Regions from separate parts of the Homo sapiens genome. Here region 1 is linked to region 2. Evidence: chromatin loops called from intact Hi-C (ENCODE). Cell type or tissue: PC-3. All regions are shown on one strand. Links, peaks and the distances in the headings refer to the core of each region. The heading gives the core; the rest is flanking DNA.

Region 1 (9,989 bases), core at 1,917-5,916, 58 kb after region 2:
ATCACAACATCTCTCCATCAAGGGTGCCTGAATGGAAGAACAGATGGATGAACTGTCAGAAGTAGGCTTCAGAAGATGGGTAATAAAAAACTGTGATGAGCTAAAGGAGCATGTTCTAACCCAATGCAAAGAAGCTAAGAACCTTGATAAGAGGTTAGAGGAATTGCTAACTAGAATAGCCAGTTTACAGAGGAACATAAATGACCTGATGGAGCTGAAAAACACAGCACAAGAACTTCCTGAAACATACCCAAGTATCAATAGCTGAATCAACCAAGCAGAAGAGAGGATATCAGAGTTTGAAGACCACCTTACTGAAATAAGGTATGCATACAAGAAAAAGAATGAAAAGGAATGAATAAAGCCTCCCAGAAATAAGGGACTTCAATGAAAAGACTGAACCTACAATTGATTGGAGTACCAGAAGGAGATGAGGAGAATGGAAACAAGCTGGAAAACACGCTTCAGGATATTATCCAGGAGAACTTCCCTAGCCTAGCAAGACAGGCCAACATGCAAATTCAGGAAATACAAAGAACACTATTAAGATACTCCATGAGAAAGTCAACCGCAAGACACATAATCATCAGATTCTCCAAGGTCGAAATGAAGGACAAACTATTAAGGACAGCCAGAGAGAAAGGCCAGGTCACTTACAAAGGGAAGCCCATCAGACTAACAGTGGACCTCTCAGCAGAAACTCTACAAGCCAAAAGAGATTGGGGACCAATATTCAAAATTCTTAAAGAAAAGAATTTTCAGCCCAGAACTTCATATCCAGCCAAACTAAGCTTCATAAGCAAAGGAGAAATAAAATTCTTTCCAGACAAGCAAATGCTGTGGGATTTCATTACCACCAGGCCTGCCCTGCAAGGGCTTCTGAAAGAAGCACTAAATGTGGAAAGGAAAATCCAGTACCAGCCATTCACAAACACATCAATATATAAAGACCAATGACACTATGAAGAGACTGCATCAACTAGTGTGCAAAATAGCCAAATAGCATCATGATGAGAGGATCAAACTCACACATAACAATACTAACCTTAAGTGTAAATGGGCTAAATGACCCAATTAAAAGATACAGCCTGGCAAATTGGATAAGGAGTCAAGACCCACGGTGTGCTGTATTCAGGAGACCCATCTTATGTGCAATGACACACACAGGCTCAAAATAAAAGGATGGAGGAAAATTTACCAAGCAAATGGAAAGCAAATAAAAAAGCTTGGCTTGCAATCTTGGTCTCTGAAGAAACAGACTTTAAACCAACAAAGATCAAAAAAGACAAAGAAGGGCATTACATAATGGTAAAGGGAACAATTCAACAAGAAGAGCTAACTATTCTGAATATACACGCACACAATACAAGATATCTCAGGATATCTCAGGACACCCAGTTCATAAAACAAGTTCTTAGAAACCTACAAAGAGACTTAGATTCCCACACAATAATAGTGGGAGACTTTAACACTCCACTGTCAGTATTAGACAGATCACCCAGACAGAAAATTAACAAGGATATTCAGGACTTGAACTCAGCACTGGATCAAGTGAAACCAGTAGATGTCTACAGAACTGTCTACCCCAAATCAACAGTATATACATTCTTCTCAGTGCCACATGGCACTGGGCTCTCCTCCTACTGCCCCAAGTCAAACTCTGCATTGTTCTTCTGCTGGTCGGTGGCCTGCCAGTGTATCGGTGCCTGTTGATGCGCTCCTCTCCACATCCAACTGCCCATCTGTTCCTCCACTGATGTGCTGCTCTCGACGTCCAGCTACCTGTATCTTCTTCCACCGATCCGCTCCTCTTGATGTCCAGCCACTTGTGTGCCTGCCTGCTAGGGTCTCCAGAGTTTTCATAGGCACAAGATGGGTGGCGTGGCAGGTCAGAGTGGTCTTGGGAAATGAAATATCTGGACTGGAAAACAAAAATACCTGTCCTCACCTAGGTCTGTGGGCACAGGCCTGGGAGATGGAGCCCCAGCCAGGGACCATGCCCTTCCCTTCCCTGTTCTGTATCATTTAAAGGGACCACACTCTTCCCTTCCCAGCACTTCCCTTCCATATCAATATGATAGAAGAAGGCAACTGTACTCACTGTAGTAAAGTTGAGCTGAGCATTCATGTTAGGAAGGGCAGTAACAAAGAACATACAGAAAGGTCTCTGAACTACTTAGGGGGACTGATGTGGTGAGGCAGAAGCAATTGAAGCCTACCTGCCCTACCTAACTCCGCATAACACCAGAGGTTGCCTAGAACATTATCAATAAAAAAAAGAAGAAAAGAAATGAAAAGAAAGATGCAGGGATGTCGGGTAAGGTAGGGAGAGAGAGAGAAAGCTATTGGGGCAGTAAAATGTTATACATCAATTTATATTGACAATCTTAAAAAGTAATCACATTGAAAAAGTAAATCGCAAATTTATTCTTTTCTTGATGAAAATTACTCAGATTTGCTGGGCGTGGTGGCATGTGCCTGCAGTCCCAGCTACTTGGGAGGCTGAGGTGGGAGAATCGCTTGAGCCTAATTGCTTGAGCCTAGGAGTTTGAGGCTGCAGTGAGCTGTAATGTCACTGCTGTACTCCAGCCTAGCAACAGAGCAAGACCCTGTCTCAAAAAAAAAAAAATTATTCAAGCGATTTAGCTGTATTATATCCCTCTAGCCTGGTGGAACCATATATAACACTTTCATTTTAAGAGTTCTGGATGAATCGGGGACTGTCATACCCTTCTTTTGTATCTTTAGCAGTGTCAACATGAGAGCTAAATTAATAAAATTACTCAAAAAACAGTTCATTGAATGAGATCTACATAATTGTATGAATATTATGACAATAATCTAATTTTATTGTTTCTATTATATATAATATATTAATTTATCACTTGTATTATAGGAGTGTAATTATATGGTTAGTATAAGGTATATTATATATGTATAAATATATAGAATTCCCTGTCCACAAGAACCTGCTAATCAGTCCTATGTTTTTATATATAGTAATATTCTGAGCCATGCTCTTATTCAGGGTAAAGTACTCAGTGATGAAACATCTGGATATATAGCTTAGTCATGGACTTATGACTCTCCTCTGAGTGACTTCCAATTTGATGTATCAAAACATATGTGCTCTTTCCAAGCAGCAAAAGGTATTATGCTGAAGTTTCTCCCCCACATTGGGTGAATGTGAGAAATTGAGATTGTTGTTCAATATAGTAGCCAAAGGACTAATTATGTGGTTTCACTGGAAAGGCAACCCTAATACTAAATGAAGTCCCAGGACAGCAGTAGAGAAGGGATCCACCATTGGAGTTTTTCTTTCATTCTAACATAAATCAAAAGTGACAGAGAATGGTATTGCAACTTCTCCTAAACTAAATTTATCTTGGAATGGAGACAAAACAAGGATGATTTATGAACTGAAGGACATTTTCCATTATATTCTGAACATATGTAAACAAAGAATGAGACTGAAAATCTATGTGCCCTTTTACCTTAGCCTCAGGGAGCCACCTCATTGAAACTATTTGCTACCTCATGGAAAATAACCAAAATGGATTAGCCCCATGGAACAAAAGAAGTGACATTATAAACTCAAGGAACAAGCAACAAGATCCCATAGGGAGCAAATTTCTTAAAAGGAACTCTCAAAATCCCTTTCTTCTAGGTTTATCACCATGGGGAGCTTAATTTCAAGAAGCTTTAGAAAGGAAGAAAATTGTGGCACACACTCTGCTTAGTTTAGATCTCTTAATCCTTCTAAATTGTTCTGCCTTGTTTAAAAAGATCTGCTTACAACTATCATTGTGCAAGTGTAAACACAAGCGGCCTCAGATTGTTCTTTGAGCTTCAGCTCTGCCAGATATCATTCATGTCTCATTTTACAGACAAACTCTTAGCACCACCACAAGCAGCTTTAAAACACTCAACCATAGCCCAAGGCGCATGTACAAATCTTTGCATGTCTGGGTTTCCCTATAAGGGCACTGGGTTTTGTTCTCATCACAATTCTTGTTTATAGCTCACTGGATTTATAGCCGCCCTCTTAAACATCTGCAGTCATCATTTTTTTCTCTTCTAAGAAAAGACACAACTCTCTATAGAACAGAAAACAGGTATTTTCTCCTACTAAGCCTTAAAGGGAGATGTCCTTTCTGTGTTTTAACCATTGAAGTTAAGCGAAACATAAGACTCCAATGATGTCAAGAGAATTAGGGTGAGGAACCTTGACGCTAGAGCTTTGATATTTCTGCAAAATTCCATGAGCTGCAAGTCAGAAAAACATAGTTTTAAATTCATAACTTTTATTAATTCACTGTGTGGCTAAAAGCAAATCTCTTCATTTTCTTAGTGTTTCATAGAAACACAGAACTTTAAAACAAGGAGAAGCCTTGGAATTTCATTCAATACAACACCCTCATGTTTGAGAGAGAGTCCCATATCCCAGATTACTAATTTAACCTCCTGCAGGTGAAGAGCTGGAGCTTCTCTCTGGAACTTCTAATTTTACAGTGTATTTACTGCTGTCTCTACTATGCTATTACTCAGTTCCCTCAGCCACACAGCCAAGGCCTAAGGACAGATTTCCTATCAGAAGAATTGCAAGGATCACACAAAATATTTCGCCTGGAGAGAGATTTAAAAAATAGTAAATGAAACCTAAATGTAAGGTGTTGTATATCTTAAGCTTAACAATAGCCATGCAATGCAAATTCTAATGCTATCTTTGGAGTCACTTTCAGATTTTCATACGAATGCATTTTCAAGAAAGAAGTCAACTTTTATAGTCCATCATTGGCAACAATCTACTCTGTCTTTCTCTCTAAATGTGTGTGTGTATGTGTGTGTGTGTGTGTGTGTGTGTGTGTGTGTGTGTAAATGGAAAGGGCTACTCTGAAAAGAATGCCTAGAACCCTAAGAATAGTCACCATTTTTCACATCTTACCCCTGTCTTTATTATGACACTAACACTTTTAGTGTAAGCTGCTTGCTTTGGATTAAATTATGTCCTCCCAAAATTGGTATTTGAAGCCTTAACCCCTTATGTGATTGTATTTGGAAATAGGGTGTTTAGAAAATAATTAATTATGGTTAAATGACATCATAAGAATGGGGCCTAATAGGACTGGTGGCCTTATAGGAAAAGGAGAGAGAGGTTTCCCTTTCTCTACAGGGAAGTCACATGCGCATATAATGAGATGGCCACCTGCAAGCTAGGAAGAGACACTTCACCAAAACTTAATGGCCTAAATCTTCATCTTGGACTTCCAACCTCCAGAGCTGTGAGAAAATAAATTCCTGTTGTTTACACCACCCCATCTGTGGTATTTTGTTATAGCAGCCTCAGCAGACTAATACACTACTTCTGAGTAAATTACAAAAAATAAATCATTTAAGAAGCATCCAAATGAAAAGTATAATCTTTCTGTTTAAAAAAGCATAAATATTTTAAAAGTCAGCTGCGCACATTTGTTTTGAGTAGTTCCCTTCCACATCACTTCCTGACACATCTGGCTTTTAAATGTTGCCAATATGACATTCAGTGACAATAGCAAAAACAACCACAATCCAATCAGATTCTTAACACCGTGATTACATCCAATGAAAAAAATGTGACATGCCTTATTCCAGAGCAATAAAAATGTTATTGTGCTGTTTTTCTTATCTCTAAAAATATTGCAGTCCTAGAAAAACAAGTAAATAACTCATTCTTCCATCAGTAAAAAACAAAAATATTCTTAAAGAGGAAAATCTTTTGTGAGTTACCTTCTCTTTTTGGTGACCTCTGGGCTGGTCCCTAATTGGAGCTGGTGACAAGATCCCACAATGCTCAAGCTCTTTCACCTAGTACCACGCATTTTAACAGATGAAACTGCCTGAGTCATAATTGTTTTCAAGGAGTTCTTTCCCCCTTCCTCTCCAGCTTTTAGTTGCAAGTATTATTTTTTTCCAATACTGTTTTTCTCTTTTTTTGTTGCCAGAAAATCCAAGCTAGTTTTCAAGATTAAATTACCACTCAGTGACTTTCCTTTGTTGAAAGGACAAGATTTCTAAAAAAGGAGGTGCCTCTCAGGGTAAAACAAGATGCATTAAGGCACCGGATCCCAAGGCCTAGATATCTGCAATCTTCATAAAGCCAAGCAACCTTGTAAATGGTCCAGATTTTAGTGCTAATTTCAGTCTTGCTTCCTCAAAAGAAAAATAAAAAGAAAAGAAAAGGCAGGGAAAATACCCTTATCCTACACACACACACACACACACACACACACACACACACACACACTGATATTCATAGCTGAGTTCTGTTGATTAAAAGTTGATAGCACTTTCTACCATGTTATTTGTTAAAAATAATCTAAGCATATTTCTATTGTGCATTACATAAATTGAAATAATATTCATACACTCCATTGACTAAACTTTTGAATATTTTCATCAGTTTCAATTAAGGAGTAAAATCTAAAAACAAAGGTAAAAAAATGAGCAATTTAGAATCTTCTTGATACATTTTCCCATTTATTTATTGCAACCACAAAAATGTTAAAGAATATTTTACTTAGTATCAGAGAGCACATGTTGTTAAACTAATGCTTATTAAAAGATATTACCTATACACTATTTATTTATTGCCTTGACTGGAGTTGATGTGAAAGGGAACCATGAGGCACTAAGAAGAAAATAAAAGAAGAAAATGGTATTCATGTTATCTTTCCTTGCCCAGTTTTAACAGAAGCTGGTCCATTCAAGGTCCTAGCTCAGAAGAGCAGAGATGCCTGCTACTGCAGGATCTCCCAACCCAACACTGCTCTAATATGATGTAGGAGACTTTCTCTCTAACCTGCAGCAGCATCCCAGGTCCTCACTGCTTCAGCCACCACACCCCAGTCACAAGACCATCTCTTACTCCTCACCCCAAAAACAACTTAAGGCCCATATAATATTAACCCACACTTTTCCTTTATCACCTTTCCCTAAACCATCTCTCATGATAATTTTAACTTCAAATTCCATGCCTCCCTAGCCAACTCTGTCCCTTAGCCCAACCTCTATCCCCCATCCTAAGGATCTATCCACTTCTCAACACCAGCACTGCTTTCTCAGACCTGGCCTGGCTCTCCCAGGTCCATCATCATCTCATACATTGAATTTCAAATGTCAGTCTATTCCCATCTCATCCTTGGCAGAACTTTCCTTCGTGGTTTCAAGCTCTCTTATTCTGGCAGAATATCAGGAACCCTGTGTGTGTCTGCTTTTCAACTGTTCACTCTCTAATCCAAATTGCTAATTTTCTCATTCCCATGGGACCAGGGATACATCTCTCTGTCCTGCCTTAGTATTCCTAGATTCTCTCTTCTAGTTCTGGGTACTGCTATTTCTGTCTGGGACCATGGTCCTTCCTAAGTTGGCGCTGTCTTTTACTTTCTCATGCACTGATTTTTTTTTTTTAAAAAAAAGCTTCTAAGCAAAAAATAATGTCAAAAATTTAAAAGGATATAAATAGCAAGGTAAGGTGTTATTATAATTGCAATAAAGCCTAAGAAACACCAGCATAATAAAAATAATATTGAACTTGCAGTTATAGAACATTGGTCTCATAAGGGATGTGTGGCCACACATTTCCTGTTGGAATTTAAGATGTTTTGTTTAATTTTCCTGAGTGTGCTACAATGCTTCATTACCCCCACCTGCTTCTATGTCTCCCTACATATCCCAGAGAAGAGGTCTGGAACTACGTTTCCCAGAATCCCCTTCTCAATGACATCCCAGGTTTGTGTCTGGTAAGTACAGGCAGTCATGGTCCAGTGTTTGAGGACAGTGTTTGGGAAGTATTGGATTTGATTATGAAGCCAGTATATGCAGAAGGTACCTGCCATATATATGGCAGTCTGTTTTAAGCTCTGGTTAGGAAGTACCCACCAGGCCCACTAAGCATGACAACTATTCACCAATGTCAGGTTTACATTTATTTATAGGCGGGAAGAAGGGGATCACTGACCCCTTAAAATTAGGATAAGTCATATAACCAGTTGTATTCTATGGTTATAGGTTAAAGTAACTATAGGATAAGGTCAAGCAGGTTATTGCTTTCTTCTACCATAATCAGCAATGTTCTAGAGAGTAAACTCAAGGACCCTGAGTGAGAAAGGCAAACTCATTAATCATTTTGTATACATGAGGAATTATTTTTTTGTTTAAAGCCACTGAAATTTTGTAGTTTTCTTCTTTGCAGTTTACTCTTTGCTCCCACAACATAATGTAGTCATTCTTTTTAATAACCTGGGATTTCATTTCTTCTGCCTGAAAGAAATAATTCTATTTACAGAAACTGATTGCTTAGATGATTAAATAAGGTAGGCAAAAGCACCTCAAAGTCTAACACATAGTAGGTCCTTAGCTCGTGTCAGTGAATTTTAATCCAGATACTATGTCATCTACAGGGATTCAACAATTTGACACAGGATGCAATTACTATTAGAGTAAATTTTGTTGTTTAAATATTGAAGACATATTCTTTGAGAAAGCAGTTAAATGAGTAGTTTTCTGTTTTTCAAATGTCAACAGAATTTATATATCACACTACATCACAGAAAGCATGAACTATTTTTTGAGGGCAGGACCTATATTTAATTCAACAATGTATTCTCAGCAAATAGCCTAGTACATGGCACATGCCAATAAAATATTTTCTTCATGAACTATGGTAATTTGTACCCAGTTAGCTATGGAAAACACAGTTGCATATTGGAGCATTATCCATTCTTAGACGCTAGCATTTGTATAAATCTGTATTTAGCTTTAAGCACACGTTAGAAATATAGAAATGATCTATTACTTTAAAGCAACTGCATACATCTTCTGTGTATATTTGTAGACACTTATACTAAGTGTTTATCAGATTGTATTACATAAAGTAGGCTTATTTTCATTCATTCATCCTTTCATCTACTTCTTTTTTCTTTTTCTTTTTTTTTTTTTTTGAGACCAAGCCTTGTTCTGTCACCCAGGCTGGAGTGCAGTGGCATGATCACCGCTCACTGAAACCACCACCTCTGAGGTTCAAGCAATTCTCGTGCCTCAGCCTCCCAAGTAGCTTGGATTACAGATGCACACCACCATGCTTGGCTAATTTTTTTATATTTAGTAACGACAGGGTTTTACCATGTTGGCCAGGCTGGTCTTGAACTCCTGGCCTCAAGTGATCCGCCAGCCTTGGCCTCTCAAATTGCTGGGATTACAGGTATAAGCCACAATGCCTGGCCACATTACATACTTTTTAAAATATTTTTTTGAAGTTCCAATAAAGGAGATCTTTGCATTACATTAAAGAATGATAGCTGCAAGTGATGGTGAATTGAAACTTTGTTTATTTCTATTTCCCCCCAAAATTCCACATAAATGACAGTAAAAAAAAAAAAATTGTAAATGACAAATTTATAAGGAGGATAAAAAGGAGGCAGAAAAAGTAAGAGCAAGAGTATTTTGGAAACTGGAGAGCTGGTGGATTAGTGACATCTAACAACTAACAAAATATGGTGAAAAAGCAATGTTTGCAATAACAGAACCTCAAAACAGTATTATTTGTGCTATAGGCCCCAAGAAATGCTCAAAACTTGGAGGCATTGATACCTTTTAAAGTGGGGTTGTTGACTGAAAATATAAGTGTTGGTTGAGAGACTACATGAGATGCAGTTTAGCTCCCAAATTCCTTCTCCAAAAATGATCCACTAGTAAAAAGACTAAACTGAACCCTGGCAGAAATTAGATATTTATATTGTAGAGAAGTAGATAAAAGTGGACGGCAATTATAGTTGAGAGTGTTACCGGAAAGGTGTCCCAATCCAGACCCCAAGAGAGGGTTCTGGGACCTCACGCAAGAAAGATTTTGGGGTGAGTCCATAGAGTAAAGTGAAAGCAAATTTATTAAGAAAGTAAAGGAATAAAAGAAGGGCTACTTCACAGGTGGAGCAGTGGCAGGGGCTCTTTGACTG
Region 2 (9,989 bases), core at 2,761-6,760:
GTCTAATACACTGCCTCCATCACCCACCACCAAATCTAGTAACTCCCCATCATCTCCATGGTTACCTCCTTCAAGGCAACCATCACAATTAGTGAATCTCTTTTATTTTTATTTGGCTACTTATTTATAAAGAATATAAACTTATTTGAGTCAGGGATCTACCGTCTCGTATATTCCTACATCCTCAATGCCTACAGTAGTGTCTAACCCAGAGTAGACATTGAATATATATTGGTAAGTGCTGAGTGAATGAATGGTGAATAAAATATCAGAAAGTTATATTTGAGTGGTTCTTTGGAGGGGAAGTTGAAAGTGAAGAGATGTAGGTGAAAGGGAATCATGGAAAGAAAAACTTGGGAGACATTCTATATCCAGAGGCAACATTGTTAAGGAAGAAAAAAATCTCAGTAAGACTTTCTAAAAGAAGGGCCTGGGATAGCGATGGAACAGCCGGCAGAGACCTTTGGAGAGAAGGAACATTAAAAAGCACAATTGAGAGGAAGCTAAAATGATTGATCTTCCTCACAATGTTTTTATGAGCTCAGCCTTATTAAAGTATGACAGTGTTTCTGAGAAAGCATTTTCAAACTACCTTTTCATGTTCAGAGTGTGAATAACATATTTTCTTTTTTTTCCCTCATTTATTTGTTTAAGTTTACCAAAACATTTGTATTTATTTATCATGTACAACACAGTATTTTGAGAGGTATACACTGCAGAATGGATAAATTGAGTTAATTAACATATGCATTCCCTCACCTATTCTTTTTTCTGGTGAGAACACTTCAAATCTACTTTTAGCACTTCTCAAGAATATAATAAATACATTGTTACTAACTATAGAAATCATGCTGTATTAAATGTGGATCTCTTGACTCTATTTCTCCTGTTTAAATGAAATTTCCTATTCTTTGACCAACGTATTCTGGTGATGTACTTTCTCCGGAATGTGTGCAAATCAAGCAACTCTCTACTTTGAAGACTGAAAAATTAAAAATGAGATATGCTGACTAAGGCTAGTAAATCAATAACAAAAATCAGGTTTTAATATTAACAGTTGCTCACACACCTAGAAAGCACTGGTAGTTTGGGGTTGCAGTTATTTTCCAGAAAAGGATATTTTTTGTTAGGGTTAAATTTCAAAAGCAAAAGTCATTCTTCATCCACTTTCTTTACACTCAAATAGGACTTTTTAAGAAGCAGTTTTAAGCAGAAATTTGTCTTGTTTAGTCATAACTTGAAAGAACTTATTTTTAGTTTTAACCTAAACCAAATAGTGTTGAACTATAAGCATGTTTTAAGTGGGAGGGGAATGGGAGCAATAATTTTCCCTATTTTAAGAAACTTGAACTCTTCGTGCACTCAGAAAAACAAAATCCCCAATAACCTGAACATGCAAAATTCAAAACTTGGCAGTGTGAGACTCTCATAAAGGAAAAAAACAACCAAAGCCAAAGCCAATGAAAAAAAACCTGTCTCATACTTCAAAAGTCACCAGATTTAAATAGCATGCCTTGACATGAGACAGAACCTAATTTCTTCCATTAAAAAATGTTATCTCTATATATCATGGTTCAGTGAATGGCAATGAATCCAGAAAGCTTGGTTTAGCATGCCATGGTTATGACTGTACAAATCAGAACACTAGAGTTAAGATGCCCAATAGCACTCACCAAAAAATATTCTCTAATAACCTTCTTCACCATCCTTTCCCATGATCAACAGGCAACAATCAAGATATCACTTTGATGTTGATTTTGAATGTTAAAGTTCAACTATTAAAATCCTTAAAAATTATCACCACATTGATTGACATTTGGGAAAATCTACCCACTATATCCTGTACTTTATTATCACAAAATTGTGACTTGTTCTAAGAGCCACTGACTGATTTCTTTTTCTCTTTGTTTTTACAGTTGATTTATAAATTGGTATTCTACAAACACTACTGAAAGAATCAAAAGAGTGAAGACCATCTGTAGTCATATGGCAGTTCCTTTCTCAGTACCTAAGAATAGAATAGGGCACTTCAATTTGTTGAACAGAATCAAATACTTGTTTTAAAATGTAATCAATATGGGAGAATCCTTCCTCCTTGGTTGATGTTGTATTTACTGGTGAATCTTTATAAGCTCATACACAGGCCACTTTGATAATAGTTAAGAATTCAGCCTTAAGCACTAAATAAAAAAAAAAAATTGAATCTCAACTCTATCACTTATTTACTACGTGAATTTGGGCAGGTTATTCTGGTAGCCTCTGTTTCTTCATCTGACCTTTGGGATTATAAAAATCCATATATCCCTATATAAAATTCTAAAATATAATAAAAGAGACAATATCATGAAGTGTATAGCACAGTTTCTAGCACCCTATAGAATTCAGATGCTCATCTACTTACGATGGTGTTACATCCCAATAAACTTGTCATCAAGTTGAAAATATTGTAAGTCAAAAATATGTTTAATACACGTAACCTACAGAACATTATAGCTTAGCCTAGCCTACCTTTAAATGTGATCAGAACATTTACATAGGCGGCAGTTGGGCAAAATCTACATACAAAGCCTATTTTGTAATAAGGTGTTGAATATCTCATTAAATTAGTTGAATACTGTACTGAAAGTGAAAAACAGAATGGTTGTATGAGTACTCACCATGAATATACACAACTGAAAGCACACCAGGCGTGAAGAATGTTTAAAGCATTGAACTAAAATTAACTGCTGGATGATGGAAATACTGAAGTGACAGGGTCATCAATTTCTCTTTATTCTGATGAGGCTTGAGAATAGCTGATAGAAGGCACTGGGGCATCAACACTTGTTGATGGTTTAGCAGGTGCAGTGTTCTTAAGGAAGATATCAAGTAAGAAGTGTCGGTTGTTTACCCTTGTGATTGCGTGGTTGAGTGGGAGCTGCAGCTTTCTCTGCTCGCCGGCATGATGAGAGGGTATGGTACCATATATTGCTAGCCAGGAAACAGAACAAAATCCAAAATTCGAAGTATGGTTTCTACTAAATGCATATTGCTTTTGCACTGTTTTAAAGTTAAAAACATGTGGCCGGGCACGGTGGCTCACACCTGTAATCCCAGCACTTTGAGAGGCCGAGGTGGGCAGATTATTTGATGTCAGGAGTTTGAGACCAGCCTGGCCAACATGGTGAAACGCCGCCTCTACTAAAAATATAAAATTAGCCAGGTGTGGCTAAGAACAAAACTCCATCTCAAAATAAAATAACAAAGTTTAAAACATGTAATTTGAAAACCCGCTGTAGCAACAAACTAATGGTAGTAGCAGCAAAAAGTGATCGAGGTAAATGCTGGTGGTAGCAGCAGCAATGGTAGAAAAATGTTTTCATGCTACTAGTTATAACAGATAACATAATTACAAAGTTATCTAGATTTTCTTCAGGTTGCACTCTACTAAAAATATCTCATTATTGAATATTTCAGGAATGTCATTTGACTATAGCAAATTATACTTTAAAAGGTATTTTAGGTATTTTTGTTGTATTCTGATGCCTTGACCGTATCTCCCTTAGGACTGTTGCTTATCTGATTCATAAGAATTCCATGCTATATTATGTTAGTAAAACAGTTTCTAAAACATAGGATGAGAGTTAGGTAAAAGATGTATCATCTCCTACAAGAGATGTAAGGATGAATGAAACACAGTATCTGCTATCCAGAAACTTCCAATACTCAGAATTCGGTGATAAAGAACTACATAAACAGTGAAAAAGTGCAAACTAATATGTGTCTTAAAAGAGAAACACAAAATACAGCAAGGTTAAAAGGAGAAAAATGTACTTGACTGGTGGAGTCCAGAAAAAAAATTCATGAAGAAGTAGAATTTGAGATGCATTGGGAAAGACTAAGCAAGGAAACAGAAATAGTGGGTTGGGAGGCAATTCTCATGGGTTTCTTACATTTCTGCATGTCTTCTGAGCACAGGCACCAGCTAGCTTTGTTCCAGATAAATTTTTTAAGGATGTTAGCATGCAAACAGCTTTGGAGGATATATTATCTCCCTACGGATCAGAAGGTAGATTGGTTTGCTTTCCAATAAAATAAAGACAATCTCTCTCTCTCTCTGGGGCAAAGCTCAAACAGATTACTTGCAGCCCAGAGAAGGTTCAGATTTCTTAAACTTAGGGTTCTTCGGGTATGATACAAACCAACCACGTATGCACCATCCACCTGGGCCTTTCCACATTACCTCCATTGAATTCGGGGTACAAAAAGAGCCAAAACAATGGTGCTTGCTGTGCCGTAACTAATGCAGTCCTTTGTCTTACTTATAGCCTCTCATGCCATATTCCTAGAAGCTGAACATTGCCCAACAACTAAGTCAGTGCCTTACGTTTCAAATTTTTTTTATAGTGTCATACTAACTCTAGTTCCAATATCTGAATTCATCAGGATAACCTAAATCATGCTGTAGTAGCAAAACAGAACACAATCTGAGTGACTTAATCCCTTTACAGTTTGTTTCCTGTTCATAGAAAGTTTACTGTGAATCGCAGTGACTATCCAGGACAACTTGTTTCCATTTGGTGACCTAGAAATCAAGAATGTTTCAATCTTGTGGCAACTCCCTTGTAACATGATCTTCCTCTACAATTTCCAAGAGATTGCTAGAGTCTCACATAAGCAATTAAATGGCTCTTCCTGGATGTGACACACATCACTTCAGCTCCACCTAACTAAAAGGAGACAGAGAAGTATAACCTTCAAATGCACAATAAATGAAAACTAAAAATGAACAAGTACTAATGTCTCTGCCACCCTGTCCGACCTCAACTTAAAGAAAAAAAAAATAGAGATGTGACCTTGGAGTTGCATTTGTGAGGGCGGTAATTTTAGTGTCAAATGACTTGGTCCTTGTTCTGCAGCTTCAATTAGTGAAAGAGCCAGATCTAGTTACTCTCCGAGTTGATTGCTCTTTCTTTTATAAATACCAAGGCTTATTCTACTTCCTTTTGCTGTAACTCTTGATGGATTGGTAGTTGTGTGCCAGTTGACTGCTTAAGGAGTATTATTTACTCGCTGTTTTGGCATTAAAACCTTGGAACATATTTTCTAAGAAAATCAGAAAGCTCTGCATTAGAAGGAATTTGTCATGATATAACTTAACCATAAATAGAAAGATTGTTTTAAAATTGATCAACTTTTTTTTGTTTTATAACATGTAAAACTCTATCTGATATAGAACAAATAGTAATTCCAAAAGTTTGTTATCATTTAGTAGAATGTAGTATAAGCTCGAAGTTGCCTTATTTTCTTTATACATTCTAATCATGAACTCCTAAGCCATTTTAGTAATTGATAATTAAAATAGTTTGAAGATATCATTTTATATCAAAAGTTATTTAAAATCTTTTTTCAGATCATATGTTCTGAAATAATAAATCTATAAAATAGTGTTGTTTGTGGAAAAATAAATGTTATGTTTACTCCAAGAACAAATAAATATATATCACATGATACTCAAACACTAGTTTAACCTTAGTAAATATTTTAATTGTGTTTTGAACTTGAAATCAAAATTCTTCAGAAGTAACAGAAGTGGATGACAGACTCTTCAATTTAAAATGGTCAAAATGGTGCCTTGATAGAATTCCAACAAGGGAGATAGGAGAAGGGAGAATTAATTGGAGTGAAAGAACCCACAGTTTTTGGCAGTTTGTCTTCACCAGTCTGAGTAGTAACTAGAGGAATCTGTCAGATACATTGACATCTCTTTCTTTGCAAGAAATTAGAAAATAGTAACAAAGACATCACTGCCAGCAGCTGCCAACATTTTTATTTCCCAAGATATCTTAATCAGGCTCTCTTTAATGTTTGATATTCTTGATTGTCAGTCTTTTTTAAACCATATTTATTTAGCATGACTCTGAGGCTCCATGTCTATGGTAGTCTTGGAGAAAACTTGGGGGAAATGCAAATACTCTGTTTACATTGCCTGGTATGTTATTCAGCCAACAGTCACTAAACAAATGTAATGACTAAAGTATCCATACCTGGCCTCCAATTTCTTCAGTAAATGTTCTTTTCATTTTCCATTCTTAAAAATTAAGACTGTGGTGATATTGCTCAATGCTGTAATGGGTGTAAACAGAGTACAGTATAGAGACGTCCCTGAAAGTCACTGGGCCATATCTTAGTAATTGGCCATACATGGTAGTTGCCATGGCAAGAGTGGCTACATCGCCAGTGAATTATATTTGTTTCTAAGGTAAAGTTAGGTTTGTTTCTAAGGTAAACTCTAACATAAATCAAGAGAAGGTTAGGGGATGGATATACAACTTTTTTTTAAAATGTTACTTCTTTTGATATCTCAGAAATTAGAAATATAATTCCTATTGTGGGAAGAGTATTATATCATTTATCATTCTTTTTTAGGTTTTAGTTTCAAATGTTAACATGCATTGGACTATTTTCTGTTCTTGTAAGTATCATGCTGGGATAAGGAGGGCAATAGAGTGTGTGTTTTACTTTGAGGGTTACTATAGGTATGATTAACCAAACCTAATGTTAGTAAAATCTTCACTTTGTTTTATATCCAGTTATATATTATTTAAAGAAAAGTAAATTTCTAAAGCATGCTAATCTACATATATATATATATATATATATATATACCATGATTAGAGAAAAACAAGTTTTTGTTTATTGTAGTTTTGTTTGTTTGTTTCCATAAACCATTCCCTCTACCAGAATGTTCTTCAGAGATCCTCATGGGTCACTCCTTCCTTTCCTCTGGCCTTTATTCAATGCTACCTTATCACTTAAGCTTGCTGATTACTCATATAAAATGCAGCCACACTGCACTTCAGTTCTCTTCTCTCCTTTCCCCTTTTCACTTTTCTCTGTTACTCTTACCGTCTTGGACAAGGTATTTTATTCATGCATTTCTGTGTTTGCCTCCCATCTCCATGTCCACACCAGAAAGTAAGCATCATGATATTATGGACTTTGCTTTGTTTGCTGTCTCATTTCCAAACCCTAGACCAGTGCTGGGCACAGAGATACTCAAAAAGGTTTACAGAATACATGAATTAAGAATAAATACTTAATTTCAGCATTATGTAAAGAAACAACATTGTGAAACACCTACTTGGAAGGATATCTACTCAGCACTTTCTTTTTTTTTTCTTTTTTCTTTTTTTTTTTTTTTTTGAGACAGATTTTAGCTTTTGTTGCCCAGGCTGGAGTGTAATGGCGCGATCTCAGCTCACTGTAACCTCCGCTTCCCAGGTTCAGGTTGATTCTCCTGCCTCAGCCTCCCAAGTATCTGGGATTACAGGCATGCACCAACACGCTCGGCTAATTTTGTATTTTTAGTAGAGACGGGGTTTCTCCGTGTTTGTCAGGCTGGTCTTGAACTCCGGACCTCAGGTGATCCGCCCACCTCGGCCTCCGAAAGTGCTGGGATTACAGGTGTGAGCCGCCCCGCCTGGCCAGCACTTCCTTTTCTCTGGAGTTTACTTCTGTCCTCGTGTTCCACCTAACTCTTTGCACCTACATATGTGCTTCCTGTGAGCTTCAATGTACTTGATTAATTCTCTGTTACCCTGACCATAACGGATTAGTCTAGTCATCACCTGACCCAAGATGGCAGGGCCCTTCCCCAAGATTCCGGGCCTAGATACAGTTGATTGGTCAAGGGTGAATATCAGTCCTAAGCTAGAGTATTTAGGAACTGTAACAAATAGAGAGAGTCTGTCTCTTCTTGTGTGGTTAAAGTTTAGAGAGTCAAGGCTCCAAATATATTGACTGCCCTGTTTTCTGCAGAAAGCTGGGTCAGCTATGAAAAAACACAATGAAGCCAAAGACATAGAAAATATACACATTAGAATCTTGAATCAAAATCCAGAACCTTCGTTTTCTCAGGAGTACCACAAGCAATAAAAATAGTTTTCAACAAATTCAGGGGAAAAATACATTAGCACTTAATTTTTGAGCTGTGAAATATTAAAACATTACTTCATTTGTAATGCTTCCAGTATTTGTCTATTTAGAGGTAAGAGCAATGTATCCATTTTAACATGGGTGTAATTTTTTATACAACTTTCTCACTAGTTCTAGTTTTAGGTCAAAAGAATTTGGTCTATTCTCAATGGGAATATCAGGCTGTGTATTTTACTGTTGTTGAGAAAAGACTTTCGAAACAACATCTGATGTAGTCAATTGAATGCCAAACATAAGAAGACAGATTTCATTTCATAGTGATCAAGTTATTTATGGAATTTTGTTTAATCATACCCTGACTTCATGGCTGGAAGAAATAGCTTTAAATGACCATTACTTTATCTGGTAACAAGACAAAAATACAATCTAATACTCTTTACATATAGTGTATAGTAACTTGTACTATAGCCTAGTAACCAAGCCCTAGAAAGGTAAGACTATAACAAATTTTTAATCAGAGAATTTATAAATTAAAATCAGTGGAAAATTAAAAAATAATTTCCTAACATCAAAGTAGAGGATGCCTCAATACCCACTTTTCCTGCTTCATAACTTTGCCAAGTCTAATCCATATTGTTATTGCCACTGTCAACTTTATCTTCTAGCCATTTTTATCCATTGTATTTCACTTCTTGGGTGTTGAATCTACATGCCAGAAGTTAATCATCTCCAACCAATGTGCACATTTGCACAACTTAGCCACTTTCCCTTCCCAGCTCTTACACGGGGGTGCTATGGGTTGAATTGTGTCCACTCAAAATTCATATGTTGAAGTCGTAACCCCTAATACCTCAGAACATAACCTTATTCTGGAATAGTCTTTGTGGAGGTAATCAAGTTAAAATGAGGTCATTAAAGTGGGCCTTAATCCAGCATGACCAGTATTCTCACAAGAAAAGGAAACACGGACATAGACAAGTAGAGAGGGACAATGATGTGAAGACATAGAAAGATGATGGCCATCTACAAGCCAAGGAGAGAGGAATGGAACAGAGTCTCCCTCAGAAGAAACCAGTTCTGATGACGCCTTGATCTCAGACTTCTAGCCTCTAGAACTATTTTTGTTGTTTTTCTATTATTTAAACCACCCAATTTGTGCTACTTTATTATTGCAGCCCTAATGAACTAATACATTAATCCTTCAAGCCTCGGCATGAGCCACCATTTCAGGCCTCTCTCCTGAGCTTCATGTCCATAATCTCCGGTGCTGAAAACCATTGGAAGGATCCCACTCTTCTCAAGATAAGATACAGACTCTTTCATATTTCATGGCAAACTCTCCATTGGCTGACCACTTCCTGCCTATTTTGTCTTGCTCTGTGCCATATTTCATTACTCCTGACTAGCAGGTCCTACCAGAAACAAACTACTATAACTTTCATTCCATAAATGTTCACTATTCTCGGGGCTCTAAGTTTTTAGGTGTGATTTTTCCTCTACTATGAATCACTTCTAAGCACTTTCCCAATCTTCTTATTCCTTTGCCAGACAAAATTATAATAATCATTTGTTTTTAGTTTATACAGCTTCATCTTAGAAGGTCTCCATGGTGCCTAATGACTGGCTTACACATATACAGTTTCACGACACAAATGACTTATTCTTCTAGAAGCACTATTACTTGTCTTTGTACCTCATAAGATGATAAGCTCCTTGTAGCCAGGGATGTGTTTTCTTTACCATTGTATCTCTATGACTTAGCACAATGCTAGGCTGGCAGTACACAATAGATGCTCAAATGCTAAAGCACATACAATTTTATGAAGCCCTAACAGACTTTTTCAGGGCCTACCTTACTGAATACAGTGTAATTTAAATATTTTTGCATGTACATATTTTACTGTTGGTCAAAACTTTGTACAGTATCTCACTTTTCATATGCCACTGTTGGTCACATATTTAGTTTATTTATATGCCTATCTCCACTTAACAGTTCTATGAGAAAATGATATAGGCTGTACCTTTTTCATGTTCTGTTGCATATTTTAGTCCACTTCTTGGTACCTTATAAG

Evidence for each region. A loop is a pair of places that touch in the nucleus more often than their neighbours do. Peaks named below come from ENCODE experiments on the same cell type or tissue, not always from the same donor. Only the 100,000 strongest peaks of a DNase experiment are listed, where the experiment ranks them.
Region 1: it touches region 2 in a loop (8-fold over the local background); 1 of 110 quality-filtered maps calls a loop at or near these places.

What each region holds. Positions count from the first base shown.
Region 1 is chr21:27,041,340-27,051,328 of GRCh38, reverse strand. No RefSeq gene overlaps it. Among named protein-coding and RNA genes, the nearest start is that of ADAMTS5, 79 kb to the right of the region's middle. In PC-3, for the core only: no CTCF peak of the experiment used is centred there; no DNase peak of the experiment used is centred there; H3K27ac peaks cover 1,279 bases.
Region 2 is chr21:27,099,917-27,109,905 of GRCh38, reverse strand. No RefSeq gene overlaps it. Among named protein-coding and RNA genes, the nearest start is that of ADAMTS5, 140 kb to the right of the region's middle. In PC-3, for the core only: no CTCF peak of the experiment used is centred there; a DNase peak (open chromatin) is centred at 4,585; H3K27ac peaks cover 1,049 bases.